Linked DNA regions of Homo sapiens: regions 1, 2, 3 and 4 are each linked to region 5. Evidence: chromatin contacts called from ENCODE Hi-C or POLR2A ChIA-PET data. All regions are on one chromosome and are shown on one strand. The core of a region is the stretch at or near the end of the contact, and the rest is flanking DNA. Distances in the headings are between cores, read along the strand shown.

What was found. Hi-C counts contacts between places; a loop is a spot of excess contacts on that map. ChIA-PET counts read pairs that join two places held with the same protein, here RNA polymerase II (POLR2A). Pooled maps may share reads with other maps.
Region 1: a loop to region 5 is called in a pooled map, with 8 times the contacts of the local background. The contact joins the promoter of STAG3L5P-PVRIG2P-PILRB here to the promoter of SLC12A9-AS1 in region 5. A Hi-C loop is called at or near these places in 2 of 50 pooled maps. POLR2A ChIA-PET finds 5 or more read pairs at or near these places in 2 of 52 experiments (HEK293 and activated T-cell).
Region 2: a loop to region 5 is called in a pooled map, with 4 times the contacts of the local background. The contact joins the promoter of TRAPPC14 here to the promoter of SLC12A9-AS1 in region 5. A Hi-C loop is called at or near these places in 5 of 50 pooled maps. POLR2A ChIA-PET finds 5 or more read pairs at or near these places in 2 of 52 experiments (OCI-LY7 and RWPE1).
Region 3: a pooled map shows a loop between it and region 5 (4-fold over the local background). The contact joins the promoter of GPC2 here to the promoter of SLC12A9-AS1 in region 5. A Hi-C loop is called at or near these places in 1 of 50 pooled maps. POLR2A ChIA-PET finds 5 or more read pairs at or near these places in 2 of 52 experiments (OCI-LY7 and RWPE1).
Region 4: a pooled map shows a loop between it and region 5 (7-fold over the local background). The contact joins the promoter of COPS6 here to the promoter of SLC12A9-AS1 in region 5. A Hi-C loop is called at or near these places in 4 of 50 pooled maps. POLR2A ChIA-PET finds 5 or more read pairs at or near these places in 2 of 52 experiments (activated T-cell and naive thymus-derived CD8-positive, alpha-beta T cell).

The regions. Positions count from the first base shown.
Region 1 is chr7:100,334,801-100,337,500 of GRCh38, reverse strand. It overlaps STAG3L5P-PVRIG2P-PILRB (STAG3L5P-PVRIG2P-PILRB readthrough), which reads right to left and starts at 1,436. Exons shown (of 17, transcript NR_036570.1): 1 at 1,164-1,436. It also overlaps the pseudogene PMS2P1 and the pseudogene STAG3L5P. RefSeq lists a silencer at 1,068-1,137 and enhancers at 1,628-1,767, 1,456-2,334.
Region 2 is chr7:100,157,379-100,160,078 of GRCh38, reverse strand. TRAPPC14 (trafficking protein particle complex subunit 14) reads left to right here and starts at 1,356. Exons shown (of 11, transcript NM_018275.5): 1 at 1,356-1,990; 2 at 2,141-2,236; 3 at 2,317-2,446; 4 at 2,620-2,700. The coding sequence starts at 1,580. It overlaps GAL3ST4 (galactose-3-O-sulfotransferase 4), which reads left to right. Exons shown (of 4, transcript NM_024637.5): 4 at 1-835. The coding sequence ends at 151. RefSeq lists silencers at 1,222-1,861, 1,892-2,041, 2,073-2,249.
Region 3 is chr7:100,176,020-100,178,721 of GRCh38, reverse strand. GPC2 (glypican 2) reads left to right here and starts at 1,341. Exons shown (of 10, transcript NM_152742.3): 1 at 1,341-1,688; 2 at 2,357-2,515. The coding sequence starts at 1,523. STAG3 (STAG3 cohesin complex component) reads right to left here and starts at 804. Exons shown (of 34, transcript NM_001282717.2): 1 at 717-804. RefSeq lists silencers at 1,030-1,079, 1,260-1,379.
Region 4 is chr7:100,087,535-100,090,234 of GRCh38, reverse strand. COPS6 (COP9 signalosome subunit 6) reads right to left here and starts at 1,266. Exons shown (of 10, transcript NM_006833.5): 1 at 1,169-1,266; 2 at 820-945; 3 at 489-620. The coding sequence starts at 1,244. RefSeq lists enhancers at 1-868, 375-1,066, 2,453-2,700 and a silencer at 1,217-1,406.
Region 5 is chr7:100,851,286-100,853,985 of GRCh38, reverse strand. It overlaps SLC12A9-AS1 (SLC12A9 antisense RNA 1), which reads left to right and starts at 1,372. Exons shown (of 2, transcript NR_146550.1): 1 at 1,372-1,472. It overlaps SLC12A9 (solute carrier family 12 member 9), which reads right to left and starts at 1,273. Exons shown (of 14, transcript NM_020246.4): 1 at 1,151-1,273. RefSeq lists a silencer at 1,037-1,346 and enhancers at 1,637-1,786, 1,857-2,056.

The DNA of each region.
Region 1 (2,700 bases), core at 187-2,686, 520 kb after region 5:
TCCTCAAAATGAGCATTTATGTGCTACTCACTTTTCAGAGGATAGAATTCTGAACTAAAATGTTTAAGCAGCCATACGCAAAAAAAAAGAAAAAATATGGATAGATTTTTATTTTAATTAAAACATTTAAAAAATAGAGACAAGGCAGCTGGGCGTGGTGGCTCACGCCTGTAATCCCAGCAATTTGGGAGGCCGAGGCAGGCGAATCACGAGGTCAGGAGATCGAGACCATCCTGGCTAACACGGTGAAACCATGTCTCTACTAAAAATACAAAAAAAAGTTAGCCAGGCATGGTGGCGGGCGCCTGTAGTCCCATCTACTGGGGAGGCTGAGGCAGGAGAATGGCGTGAACCCGGGAGGTGGAGCTTGCAGTGAGCCGAGATCAGGCCACTGCATTCCAGCCTGGGCGACAGAGCAAGACTCCAACTCAAAAAAAAAAAAAAACATAGAGACAAGGGTCTTGCTATGTTGCTCAGGGTGGTCTCAAACTCTCCGGGCTCAAGCAATCCTCCCGCTTCGGTCTCCCAAAGCGCTGAGATTCCAGGCGTGAACCACCGCGCTCGACCAGGAAAGATATATATATATATAATATATATTTTATAATATATCATGTTATATATTACACATAATATACAATATGTATAATACGCATAATAAAGGTATATTTAACATATATAAAAATATATATATATATAATAATTTTTTTTTTGAGACGGAGTTTCACTCTTGCTGCCCAGGCTCGAGTGCAATGGCTCGATCTCAGCTCACTGCAAGCTCCGCCTCCAGGGTTCAAACCATTCTCCTGCCTCAGCCTCCCGAGTAGCTGGGATTACAGGCGCCCGACACATGCCCGGCTAATTTTTGCATTTTTAGTAGAGACGAGGTTTCACCATGTTGGCCAGACTGGTCTCGAACTCTTGATCTCAGGTGATCCGCCCGCCTCGGCCTCCCAAAGTGCCGGGATTACAGGCGTGAGCCACGGCGCCCGGCCTGAATAAATCTTTTAAAACATAAAAATCTGGGTGACCCCCTGGCCGGCCGGCACAGATGCCGGGGTGGGGCCGCGAATCGGTTGGGACGCACTCTATCCGGCCTAGGGGCACCTGGGCCAGCAACGGGCCGCCGCGCGTGCGCAGTGGGCGGGGGGGCCCCGCGCTCCTACCTGCAAGTGGCCAGTGCCGAGTGCTGGGCCGCCGCTCCTGCCGTGCATGTTGGGGAGCCAGTACATGCAGGTGGGCTCCACACGGAGAGGGGCGCCGACCCCGTGATAGGGCTTTACCTGGTACATCGGGGTGGCGCGTGCCAGACACCAACGGTCGGAAACCGCCAGACACCAACGCTCGGAATCCACGCCAGGCCACGACGGAGGGCGACTACCTCCCTTCTGACCCTGCTGCTGGCGTTCGGAAAAAACGCAGTCCGGTGTGCTCTGATTGGTCCAGGCTCTTTGACGTCACGGACTCGACCTTTGACAGAGCCACTAGGCGAAAAGGAGAGACGGGAAGTATTTTTTCCGCCCCGCCCGGAAAGGGTGGAGCACAACGTCGAAAGCAGCCGTTGGGAGCCCAGGAGGCGGGGCGCCTGTGGGAGCCGTGGAGGGAACTTTCCCAGTCCCCGAGGCGGATCCGGTGTTGCATCCTTGGAGCGAGCTGAGAGCTCGAGGTGAGCTGGGCTCGCGGTCGCCCCTCTCGCGCGCCCTCTTTAAGAACCACGGCGTCCAACCTCCCTGGAAATGGGGGGAACATGGCCGAGGCGCGTGGCGAGGCCGCCTCGTGGAGGCCCCGGAGCGGCATCCTCAGCGCCCCAGCGATCCGGTGCCCATTAGGTGCGCCTTGAAGCCGAGGCAAGCTCCTTCGGGGTGCTGGGCTGCGGGCAAAGAATTCGGCCCTGTGAAGAGTTGGGTTCGGCCTGTCTCAGGCCCTGCCCACATCCCATCACAGGGCCGTGGACTTGAAGCCGGAACGTGAAATCCCTATAGACTGAATGCATTTCCTTCCTACCTGTTCTCTCTCCCCTTTTATTTTTATTTTTATATTATTTTATTTTTAATTTTTACTTTATTTTTTTGTAGAGACGGGGATTTAGCTATGTTGCCCAAGCTGGTCTGGAACTCCGGAGCTCAAGCAGTCCGCCCGCCTTGGCCCCCCAAAGCGCTGGAATTACAGGCGTAATGCACTGTGCCTGGCCTTTAAAAAAAAATTGAGGTTATTTTGGGGACAGTAGAGCGTCCAGACACATCCTAATTTGCATAGCTGCGCAGTTTTAAAAAATGCAATGCATTTTTACCTGTTAGGGTATGTGATTTCTGGCTAGTAAGCTACACCGAATCTTGGCTAGCACAGTTGAATTCCATGTCAGATTTGTAAACGCAAATTTGCTCTCTGCATTTAAATATATTAGATATATTTAGGTAACTACATTTAAATGTATTGAGACATTTAAATAAATTTGCCGTCTGTATCTAAATATCTGAAGTGGACCAGGTGCGGTGGCTCACACCTATAATCCCATCACTTTGGGAGGCCAAGGCAAGTGGATCATGAGGTCAGGAGTTCACGACCAGCCTGGCCAACATGGTGAAATCCCATTTCTACTAAAAATACAAAAATTAGCTGGGCGTGGTGGCAGGCGCCTGTAATCCTAGCTACTTGGGAGGCTGAGGCAGGAGAATCGCTGGAACCCAGGAGACAGAGGTTGCA
Region 2 (2,700 bases), core at 107-2,606, 690 kb after region 5:
TATACTTCGGAGTGGATTGAGCCCCCAAGACCAAGAGGAATGTGAGCGCCTAGCTACCCCTGAGCTCCAGTACAAGGACAAGCTGGATGCCAAGCAGTTCCCCCCTACCGTCTCACTGCCCCTCAAGACTTCAAGGCCACTCTCCCCATAAACATCAGACTACAGATTTAGGTGGAAGAGCAGCCATGTTTGAAGGGCACATGTGATGAGTGGGGGGCAGCAAGATGCCATTTCTGCATCTCCCAGAAGGGATGAGTCTTTGTCCCGATGCAAGCCCCCTCTTCGCTGGGCTCCCAGCAGTGCTTCCCTCCTCCACCCTCCACTCATTTTGTTCTTTCCCCCCAACTTTTTTTTTTTTTGAAACGGAGTCTTGCTCTGTCCCCCAGGCTGGAGTGCAGTGGCATGATCTCGGCTCACTGCAACCTCTGCCTCCCAGGTTCAAGCGATTCTCCTGCCTCAGCCTCCAGAGTAGCTAGGATTACAGATACGTGCCACCATACCCGGCTAATTTTTATATTTTTAGAGACAGGGATTCAACATGTTGGTTAGGCTGGTCTTGAACTCCTCACCTCAGGTGATCCACATGACTCTGCCTCCCAAAGTGCTGCCATTACAGGCGTGAGCCACTAGGCCTGACCTCCCCTTCCCCTTTCCTGCCCCAAGGCAGATCCACATCACCGAAGCTCCCTAGAGGGGCAAAAGATGGAGTGAGCCACAGGAAGTTTGGGGCGTGGTGAGTTGGAATGATACGTCCATTTCTCTATGAAATATTTGCTACTAGACTGTTCATTTCTCTCTGACATGTTTGTTGAATGAATAAATAATTTGAAACTTCTACTTGATTTATGGAGGGTGGAAAGGGGAGGGATGGAGAATCTTCCTGGGAGAAGTGGGGTTGGAAGGGTTGTTTTTTTTTTTTTTTCCGAGACAAGATCTCACTCTGTCACCTAGGCTGCAGTCCAGTGTCCCAATCATAGCTCACTTCAGCCTCAAACTCCTGGGCTCAAAGGATCCTCCTGCCTAGGCCTTCTAAGTAGCTGGGAATACAGGCGCGCGCCACCGCGCCCGGATAATTTTTAAATTTTTTGCAGAGAGGAGTTCTTGCTATGTTGGCCAGGGTGGTCTTGAACTCCTGGCCTCAAGCGATCCTGCCGCCTCGGCCTCCCACAGTGCTGGGATTACTGGCGTGAGCCAACCCGCCTGGCCGACGAGGTCTTCCATTTCTTTTCCAAGAAGCCTGGCCGCAGCCCCCGCCTGCATTCTCGCAGCCTCAGAGCAGCGGGACCCCGCCCCCTCCTCCACGGTCCGGGCACCCGCAGATTCCGGGGCCTCGGCGGCCACGCCCCCTCCCTTCCGCTTCCTGTTTCTCTCCAGTCATTCGGCTCAGTACCCCGGTTCCGGCGCTGCCGGGTCTCGGTTCGGGTTCGTTGCCCCGGTGCCGGGACCGGGCCGGTCTCTCCGGCCGCCCCAGCCGGGCGCAGCAGCCGGAGGTGTCGGGACCCTCTGGACCCACCCTAGCGGGCCCCGCCGGCGGTCGGCCTCCGGTCCGGGCTCCCAGTCGCGCCGTCCTCGCCGCCCCATGGAGTCCCAGTGCGACTACTCGATGTACTTCCCGGCCGTGCCGCTGCCGCCGCGCGCGGAGCTGGCAGGGGATCCGGGCCGGTACCGGGCGCTGCCCCGGCGCAACCATCTGTACTTGGGGGAGACTGTCCGTTTTCTGCTGGTGTTGCGCTGCCGGGGCGGTGCGGGGTCCGGCACCGGGGGCGGCCCGGGCTTGGGCTCCAGAGGAGCCTGGGCAGAACTGGCAACCGCCCTGGCCGCCCTGGCCTCGGTCAGCGCCGGAGGCGGGATGCCGGGGGGCGGCGGCGCCGGCGACCAGGATTCGGAGCCCCCAGGGGGAGGGGATCCTGGGGGTGGGGGTTTGTTCCGAGGCTGCAGCCCCCTTCTCACCCACGGCCCGGGCCCTGCTACCTCAGGGGGAGCGACCACGGTGAGGAGCTTTGGGGGACCTGGCACAGGACGGAGGGGCGGTTTGCTGGGGGCCTGAGGCAGGAGGCAGATGAACTGCCGGTCTTAAAGGGAAAGGCTGCAGGCTGCCTCTGACTTGCTCCTGACCTCTTCACCCCTTTCCCAACCCCAGCTGCCTGTGGAGGAACCGATTGTGTCCACAGATGAGGTCATCTTCCCACTCACCGTTTCACTGGATAGACTGCCCCCAGGGACACCTAAGGCCAAGGTAAGATGAGCAAGAGTGGAGCTATTGTCCTAATTCAGACACCTTTTCCGGGCTCAGCCATCTGTCTTTCCTCTTGACAGATTGTAGTGACTGTGTGGAAGCGGGAGATTGAGGCACCAGAGGTCAGAGATCAAGGCTACCTGCGATTGCTGCAGACCCGATCTCCTGGGGAGACATTCCGGGGCGAGCAGAGCGCTTTCAAGGCCCAAGGTGGGCAGGGCAGCGCAGAGGCAAAGGGCTAGAGTCTGGGAATTGGGGGACAGAGGGGAGGGGTCACACTGGAAAGTGGCTAATGGGCTCTGAGAAGAGGAAGGTGAGAATTCTGGGTTGGAGGTGAGGTCAGCCTCCAGACCATCACTTCTTGCCCCCACCCCCTCCCGCAGTGAGCACGCTGCTGACTCTGCTGCCCCCTCCGGTTCTGAGATGCCGGCAGTTCACTGTGGCTGGAAAACACTTGACCGTGC
Region 3 (2,702 bases), core at 92-2,591, 680 kb after region 5:
GGTGCACAGTGCTCCCGCCTATAATCCCAGTACTTTGGGAGGGCGAAGCGGGAGCATCGCTTGGGTCCAGGAATTCAAGATCAGCCTGGGCCACATAGCAACGCCCTGTCTCTAAAAAAAAAAAATTAAATGGAAAAAAAAAAAAAAGCCAAGCAAGGCAGACAGCAGGGCAGCTTCAGACGCACCCCTCTCTGGAGGCTTCGGAAGTATAAACCGCCCTCTGCAAGGGAACTTACAGGTTTTTTAAAATGAAATAAAAAAAATAAAGAAAGAAATAAGAAAAAAAATACAAGAAGACCCCAGGCTTTCGTTTCCAGAGGACTAGCACCTGATTCCACCTGGAATGGAACAGGAGGCTCTTAAGGATTTGGGGGTGGAGGCGCCATGAGAATAGGGCTGGAAACGCAAAAGGAGGAAAGGCAGGTGCGCGTTTCCTATTTTTCCAGAAGGTAAAAATATCTACGACTGCCCCTGGGGTAAGCGGCTCCAGGATAAAGAGCCTTCCAAGCGCTTAAGAGAATGGACTCTCAGTCTATGGAGGCCTGGGGAGAGGATTCTCCAGCTCTGTGGCGGAGGCCATTGGGGCACGGCCCGGGAAGGCTCCTAGTGTCAGGGCCGGGAGGGTCGCGAGAGGGCCTATTCTTGGGTCAAGGAGAAACCTGTCAGAGCCTGGAAGAGTGACTTCTGGCCGAGCAGGGTTCAGGGAAGGTCCCCACCTCAGGTCCCTCGGGTGTCTCTGGCCACCCCACCTTCCACACAGGCGCCCGCCGCTGCCCTTCCGGGGGCGAAAGATTCCAGAAAAGCGCGGGAACGTACAAGACACGCTGTGCGCAAGCGCAATCCCAACGGCTCGCCCAGGGCCAGTAGCTATCGCGAGGTTTGGAAGTGTGCGAGCTGATGCGCGCCACGTTTGAGTCACGCCGCTCCACAGCCTCGTGTGGCCTCAAGCTCTCAGGCGTCCTGCCCTCTCACGTGGGCTTGGGCACGCGGGCGGCCCGCTTTAGCCCCGCCCCCACCCAGGTCCCACCCCCGCTACCCTCAATCTCCTACTCCATTGGGCGGGTTTTGGACCAGACTGCTAGTAACCCCTTTAATCTGGCTTCTCAATTGCCATAGGCTAGGTTCCACCCAGGCCCCGCCTTTTGAGCCGGATCGCCACGCCCCCGAGGGAGACCACGCCCCTATTTCACCAACCTCCTGAGTGCCAGCCGGGTCCCGCCCCCCTGCCGAGCTTCCGCGCTACATTGGCTTAATTTCTTCCTTGCCCCCGCCCCTGAAGCCGGCTCCGAGCCATTATTGGCGGGGCCCCGCCTCGGGCCCCGCCCCCTGTCCGGCTCCCCGCTCCCATTGTCTCGGCAGATGCCGCCTGGTCCAGCTATCGTGCTCGGTATTCAGTTTTCCGGAGCAGCGCTCTTTCTCTGGCCCGCGGAGCGGTCCCGCGGCCGAGTACCGGATTCCCGAGTTTGGGAGGCTCTGCTTTCCTCCTTAGGACCCACTTTGCCGTCCTGGGGTGGCTGCAGTTATGTCCGCGCTGCGACCTCTCCTGCTTCTGCTGCTGCCTCTGTGTCCCGGTCCTGGTCCCGGACCCGGGAGCGAGGCAAAGGTCACCCGGAGTTGTGCAGAGACCCGGCAGGTGCTGGGGGCCCGGGGATATAGCTTAAACCTAATCCCTCCCGCCCTGATCTCAGGTGAGGAGAAAGAGGAAGACTAGAGAATTGGGGGTGGGGGGCGGGGGCGGGGCCTCCTCATCTCACAATAACTCTCTTCCTTTTCAGAGTGACCGTTATACTAATCTTTTCATCCCACAGTAATGTCTGTTCTCCTCCTGTAACTTCCTTACCGGGATCACAATAACCCTCCTATGCAAAGAATAGCGCTCTTACTCCATCCCCACCCCAGGAATCCCCTCCTCCTAATTAACACCCCCTATGTGTTTCTTTCTTCACAGCCATGTTCTCCTCGCTGTTTCTATTAGCCCCTTCTATGAGAATACTTTATTGCTCACCAAGTAACCCCACCCTTCCAAGCCCCATTCTTCATCCCCTAGAAGCTGTTCTCCAAGTCCCTCGAGGTCTGGGGTGTGGACATTGGGGAGGGTCACCTGAGGACACTCTGACCACTGACTTGGCCCTCAGGGCAGCTGTTAAATAGATGATCCCGTGGCTAATGGGAGTGAACTTGGGATGGGTCAGGAGACAATAAGGTAGGGGATAGGTTCAGGTAGGGAAGAGGGTGCAGACAATAGAAAAGAGACCAGGCAGGTAGAAGAGAAGGCATAGTCCCCAGAGATAGGCGGGAAATGGAAGGGATTTTAGGATATCACTTCCCACCATTCCTTCACGTCTCCTCTGTCCAGGTGAGCACCTCCGGGTCTGTCCCCAGGAGTACACCTGCTGTTCCAGTGAGACAGAGCAGAGGCTGATCAGGGAGACTGAGGCCACCTTCCGAGGCCTGGTGGAGGACAGCGGCTCCTTTCTGGTTCACACACTGGCTGCCAGGCACAGAAAATTTGATGGTGAGGACCTGGGGTCCCCAAACTCAGCTTCACAGCTCCTCTCGGTGCTTAGGACCCCAGCAAGGCTCCTGTCCCCACTCCTTACTCCATCTGTGAAGACTCCATCCCCTCCCAGCCCGCCCACCCCCCAGACTCTGTCTCCAGGGCCCTGCCCTCCCCCATTCCCTGTCTGCCCCATCTCTGAGAG
Region 4 (2,700 bases), core at 17-2,516, 760 kb after region 5:
CTGGGACTACAGGCACGCACCACCATGCCAGACTAATTTTTGTATTTTTAGTAGAGGTGGGGTTTCACTATGTTTGCCAGGCTGGTCTTGAACTCCTGACCTCATGATCCACCCACCTCGGCCTCCCAAAGTGCTGGGATTAGAGGCATGAGTCACTGAGCCCGGCCTGACATAGTAATTCTTTAAACCATCCTTCCTCAATGTGAAGCTCCTGGTGTATTTTCACCAGCTTCTCTCCTCCCTCCTCAAATCCTGGCTCAGTTTAGAATAACTACTCCCTTCTATCCTGTCTCCTCTCATCCTTTGCTTTCTTTTGAGAAAGAACTCTGAACGTTTTCTTTTTCTGAGATCTCTCCAGCTACTCTTCACTTTTTCTCCCCTGTTCTTGGTCTCCTCTCCTGTTTCTTTCCAACCCTCTCCATCTTCCCCACCCTGTACATTTTTTTTTTAACTCCCACTCCTCTTCCCCACATCTATTCCACTCTCACACTGCTCCTCCTTGGTGTAATAATATTCCTTGTCAATGATAATCTTCTCTTCCACGGTGTGGGACAGCAGCTCAAAGGAGTTCATCACCTCGATATTTCGGCCCTCCTGCTTGCCAATCAGAGCCCCAATCACTGGGAAAGAGAATGACATGGAAAAGGTGAGGGTAAAGAAACTTCTATGACCTGAGGGTCTGAGATCAGTGGGAACCATGTATTGGGGAAACGATGATTTGGGGGAGGGGGAATTGGCTCCAGTAGAGGAAGGGGAAAAGACCACTGCCTGGGGGAGGTGAGCAAGGAGAAGAGACTGGAGTCTATGCCCAACACTCACCCTGCACAGGCCGCCCCTCCTGGGAGCGCATGCGGATCCAGTGGTCTGAGATGTTGAGAATGACAAGGGGATGGAGAGCGACGGAAACACTCCCAGTCACTCCGCAGGCCATCACGCTGGGGACTACTAAGGGTGGAGGGAAAGGAGAGAGGGTGAGAGTCCGGGCCCCACGTTCTTCCCTGGAGATGGCAGTGGGGGACGGCGGAGCCCGGGCCACACTTTCCTCCCGTAACTTATCCCAGGGAAAGATGTTGCTGCTCCGCCCTCCTCCCTTCTCCCGGGAGCACAGGGAGGCCTCAACGAACCCCTGAAGGAGGTCTCCGGAAGCCACCCCCGCACGGCCCGTTACCTGCTGCATCCACCTCCATCCCGCTGCTTCCTCCGGTCCCGTTCGTAGCTGCAGCCGCCGCCGCCGCCGCCGCCATTTTCCCCGCGCCCGCCAGCCTCGGCCCCGCCCCCTTCCTTCCCGGCTTCCGTAAGGCGAGCGGCGCATGTTCGGTGTCCCCGCGGCGTGCGGCGGGCCTGGCGTCCGGGGAGCAGGCAGTTCCCGGGTCGCGGCGGGCGGCACTCGGTGCGGGGACGCCCGACGCCCTCTGGGCCTCGGTGCCTAGCGGGTTTTCCCAGACCCTGTCCCCGCCTGTCGCCTGCGGGTGACCTTTGACAAATTAACGACTTGATCGTCCTCGTCTGTGAAATTGGGATAAGAACGCCTAGTTCTTAAGGCTGTTGCAGAAGGAATGACATGTCGTGTTATTTCCCTCACAATAAAATCCAAACAACTAACCACAACCTGCAAGGCCCTGCCTGATCTGGCCCCGGCCTGGCCTCTTCTAGCCCTTGATCTTCAGGCTTCAGCTGCACTGGCCCTCATGTCTGGTGGTGGTGGTGGTTTGTTTTGTTTTGTTTGAGACAGGGTCTCGCTCTGTCGCCCAGGCTGGAGTGCAGTGGCCTGATGTCAGCTCACTGCACCCTCAAACTCCTGGGCTCAAGTGATCCTCCCAGTTCAGCCTCCCGAGTAGCTGGGACTACAGGCGCACCCCACCGCACCCAGCTAATTTTATTATTTGTTTTTATTTTGATAGAGACGGGGGTCTCACTAGGTTGTCCAGGCTGGTCTCCAACTCCCGGGCAGAAGAGATCCTCCATCCTCAGCCTCCCAAAGCACTGGGATTACAGGCATGAGCCACCGCACCCAGCTCTCCGTGTGTTTTTCACATGCTTTAGTTTCCCATTCAAAAGCCTGTGGTTCCTTCTCTTGTTCATCATGGTATCCCCTGTGACCAACACGGTGCCTGACACATTGGAGCCTAGATACTTTTTGAGTGAATGAAGGAATAATTAGGGGTGGAATCTGGTGTTGAGTTAGTTGCTCCATCTTGTGAAAGTTGCAGATACCAGGACAAAATCACATTGTCAGGTCCAAACAAATTGGAGCCATGAGAACACCAAGGAGAAGGTCTCATGCTTGCATGTCTGAGATAGGAATTATCTCAAGGACTTTCGAAAATAACCCCACAAGGCCAGGCATGGTGGCTCACACCTGTAATACCAGCATTTTGGGAGACCGAGGCCAGACAATCACTTGAGGTCAGCAGTTTGAGACGAGCCTAGCCAACATGGTGAAACCCCATCTCTACTAAAAATACAAAAATTAGCCAGGCGTGGTGGCAGGCGCCTGTAATCCCAGCTACTCAGGAGCCTGAGGCAGGAGAATTGCTTGAACCCGGGAGGTGGAAGCTGCAGTGAGCTGCGATCGCGCCACTGCACTCCAGCCCGGGCAAGACAAAGTGAGACTCCATCTCAAAAAAAAAAAAAAAAGAAAGAAAGAAAGAAAGAAAGAAGATAACTCCACAAGGCCAGGCATGGTGACTCACGCCTGTA
Region 5 (2,700 bases), core at 123-2,622:
AGGACGAGGCAGGTGGATCACCTGAGGTCAGGAGTTCGAGACCACCCTGGTCAACATGGTGAAACCCCGTCTCTACTAAAAATACAAAAAGTAGCTGGGCATGGTGGCTCATGCCTGTAGTCCCAGCTACTTGGGAGGCTGAGGCAGGAGAATCCCTTGAACCCAGGAGGCAGAGGTTGCAGTGAGCCGACATCACACCACTGCACTCCAGCCTGGGTGACAGAGTGAGACTCCGTCTCACAAGAAAAAAAAAAAAATTAGCCAAGCGTGAAGGTGCATGCCTGTAATCACAGCTACTTGGGAGGCTGAGACACGAGAATCGCTTGAGTCCTGGAGGCGTAGGGCTGCAGCGAGCCGAGATCATGCCACTGCACTCCAGCCTGGGTGACAGAGCGAGACCCTGTGTCAATAAAAAAAAAAAAAGAGACAACCGCAAGGAAACAGGAACGCACCCACACCCTGCTTACCGGCAACTCAAAAAAGTCCGTGGGCTGCAAATGGTACCAGCCACTGCCCCACAAAAAAGTGGTACCCCAAACCTGTCAGCAGGGGTTTCAAGGCCCCTCCCGGCTCCTGGGGGCCACCCCTTCCCTTATGTTCCTGAGACTAGGGATGGCACCGGTTCTGGAAAGGGGCAAAGGTTCTCTGACGGCACAGGCTTCTCCAGCCTCTCCTTCCTTAACTAGCAATGCAAGAGGAACCAAATCTCCCAAAAGGGAAGTAAGTTACGGGCAGGAGAGCCTTCCCCATCCTCTCCTTCGGTGTCCTGAGCTGCCCCTACCAAGCCCCCCAATGCAATCACCGCACCCACAGGTAACAAGAAACTTCCAACTCTTTCAAAACCCCACCCTCCGTCAATCCTCTCCCTCAACCCATCTCAAACCCCCTCCTCCTCGCCTTAGCCTCCCCGATTCCTCCCATCCACACGAGGCACCCCTCCCCACAAACTCTACCAACCCAAACACACCCTAGCGAAACAGAAACACAGACCGGCTCCCACCGAGCGACACAAGGTCCCCGGGTCCTCCTCCTCCCCCAATCCGGGCTCCTGCCCCTTTGCGCCCGTTGGGGTGCAAGGGAGCCAAGATATCCTTCTCCCCGGCCAGGTGCACCCCACAGCTCGGGGGCCGCGAGGCGCTCACTCACCCACCCGCAGGACGCAGCGCTCGGGGGCGATCCCCGCGAGCCGGGGGGCTCCGCTCGGGCGGAGAGTGCACGGGGGCCGGAAAAGACAGCTGCGGCTACCGGGATGCCAGGCCTGGAGCCTGTCCCCACCCCCACCAGCACGCGCGCGCTATTGGTCCCCGTCCTCGGCCCCGCCCCATGGCGCGCCCGGAGAAGCCCGACCCTCTCTGCTCTTCCCCAGCCTGCGCTGCTCCAGCTCCACGTGCGCCCGGGGATGCAATGCAGCCCTGCAGACAAGCGTCTCCGGCAGGACGTGGGCCGCGGGTCTCGGAGCCTCCTTCACTTAGGTACAAACAATCGTCGCCGCAGGGGCCGGACCCCAGTCCGAGCTCCGAGGTGCGGTGAGCAGCCACCCCACTAAAGGGGGCGTGTGAGGATGGCGGAAAGCGGCAGGGAGGTGGGCGGGGCTGCAACACCTGGGCCAGGTGCGTCACGGGAAATCCGGCCCACTTCGTTCAGGGACTTCTGGAGTTCTAGTCCTCCAACCTCTCAAAACCCTAGAACCTCCACCGGGTCCCAGCCTCGCCCCTCACCCGCTGCGGGGATCCTCCCTTCGCGCCCGATCCAGCTGCGCTCTTCGCTTCCGCCACCGGAGGGAGCCATTGGCCGCCGATCTGGGCCCAGGGTCGCTTTGCACCGTCTGATGCCCGCTTTCTTGCCTCCCTGCAGTGTTCTCACTTCCAGCAGAAATCCTAGAGCCTATGAACTCTACTGAGAGCTGAGACTCCTTCTTCACTCTTTACAGATCCCATGAACAGCAGTACCACCTGCCAACGCGTCCTCATATGTAAAATGGGCATAAACTCGAACCTCCCTCCTAAGGCTGTGAGTTCAGTGAGCATTTAATGGGCACTTTAGAACAACGCCTAAAGGTTTGATAAATTATCCCTTGCAAATAGCACTGCATTAAATTAGCCACTCTGTGAGGTAGGTACCGCTATTTCAATTTTTCAGATTAGGAAATTGGAGCTTGGAAAGTTTCAGATACATTTCCTTTTTTTTTTTTTTTTTTTTTTGATCCAGGAACTATTACACAGGCTGGAGTGCAGTGGCGCGATCTCGTGTCACTACAACCTCTGCATTTCCGGCTCAAGCATCCTCCTGCCTCAGCCTCCGCAGTGCCTGGAACTACACAGGCACACACCACGCCTGGCTAATTTTTAAATATTTTGTAGAGACCGGGTTTCGCCATGTTGCCCAGGCCTCTCTGGAACTCCTGAACTCAAGCATGCGCCTGCAGTCCCAGCTACTTAGGAGGCTGAGGCAGGAGGATCGCTTGAACCTGGGAGGCAGAGGTTGCAGTGAGCTGAGATCGCACCACTGCACTCCAGCCAGGGCAACAGAACGAGACTCTGTCTCAAAAAAAAAAAAAAAACTTTTTCAGGGTCAGTTAGTTATAAGCACTCCCTTGGCATACCCTGGCCTGTCCGTCACTGAACTCTGCTTCCATAAATCTCAACCTCCACCTTACCTTGTTAGTCTGTGGTTTTGCCTTGGACCTTGTCTTCATCAATG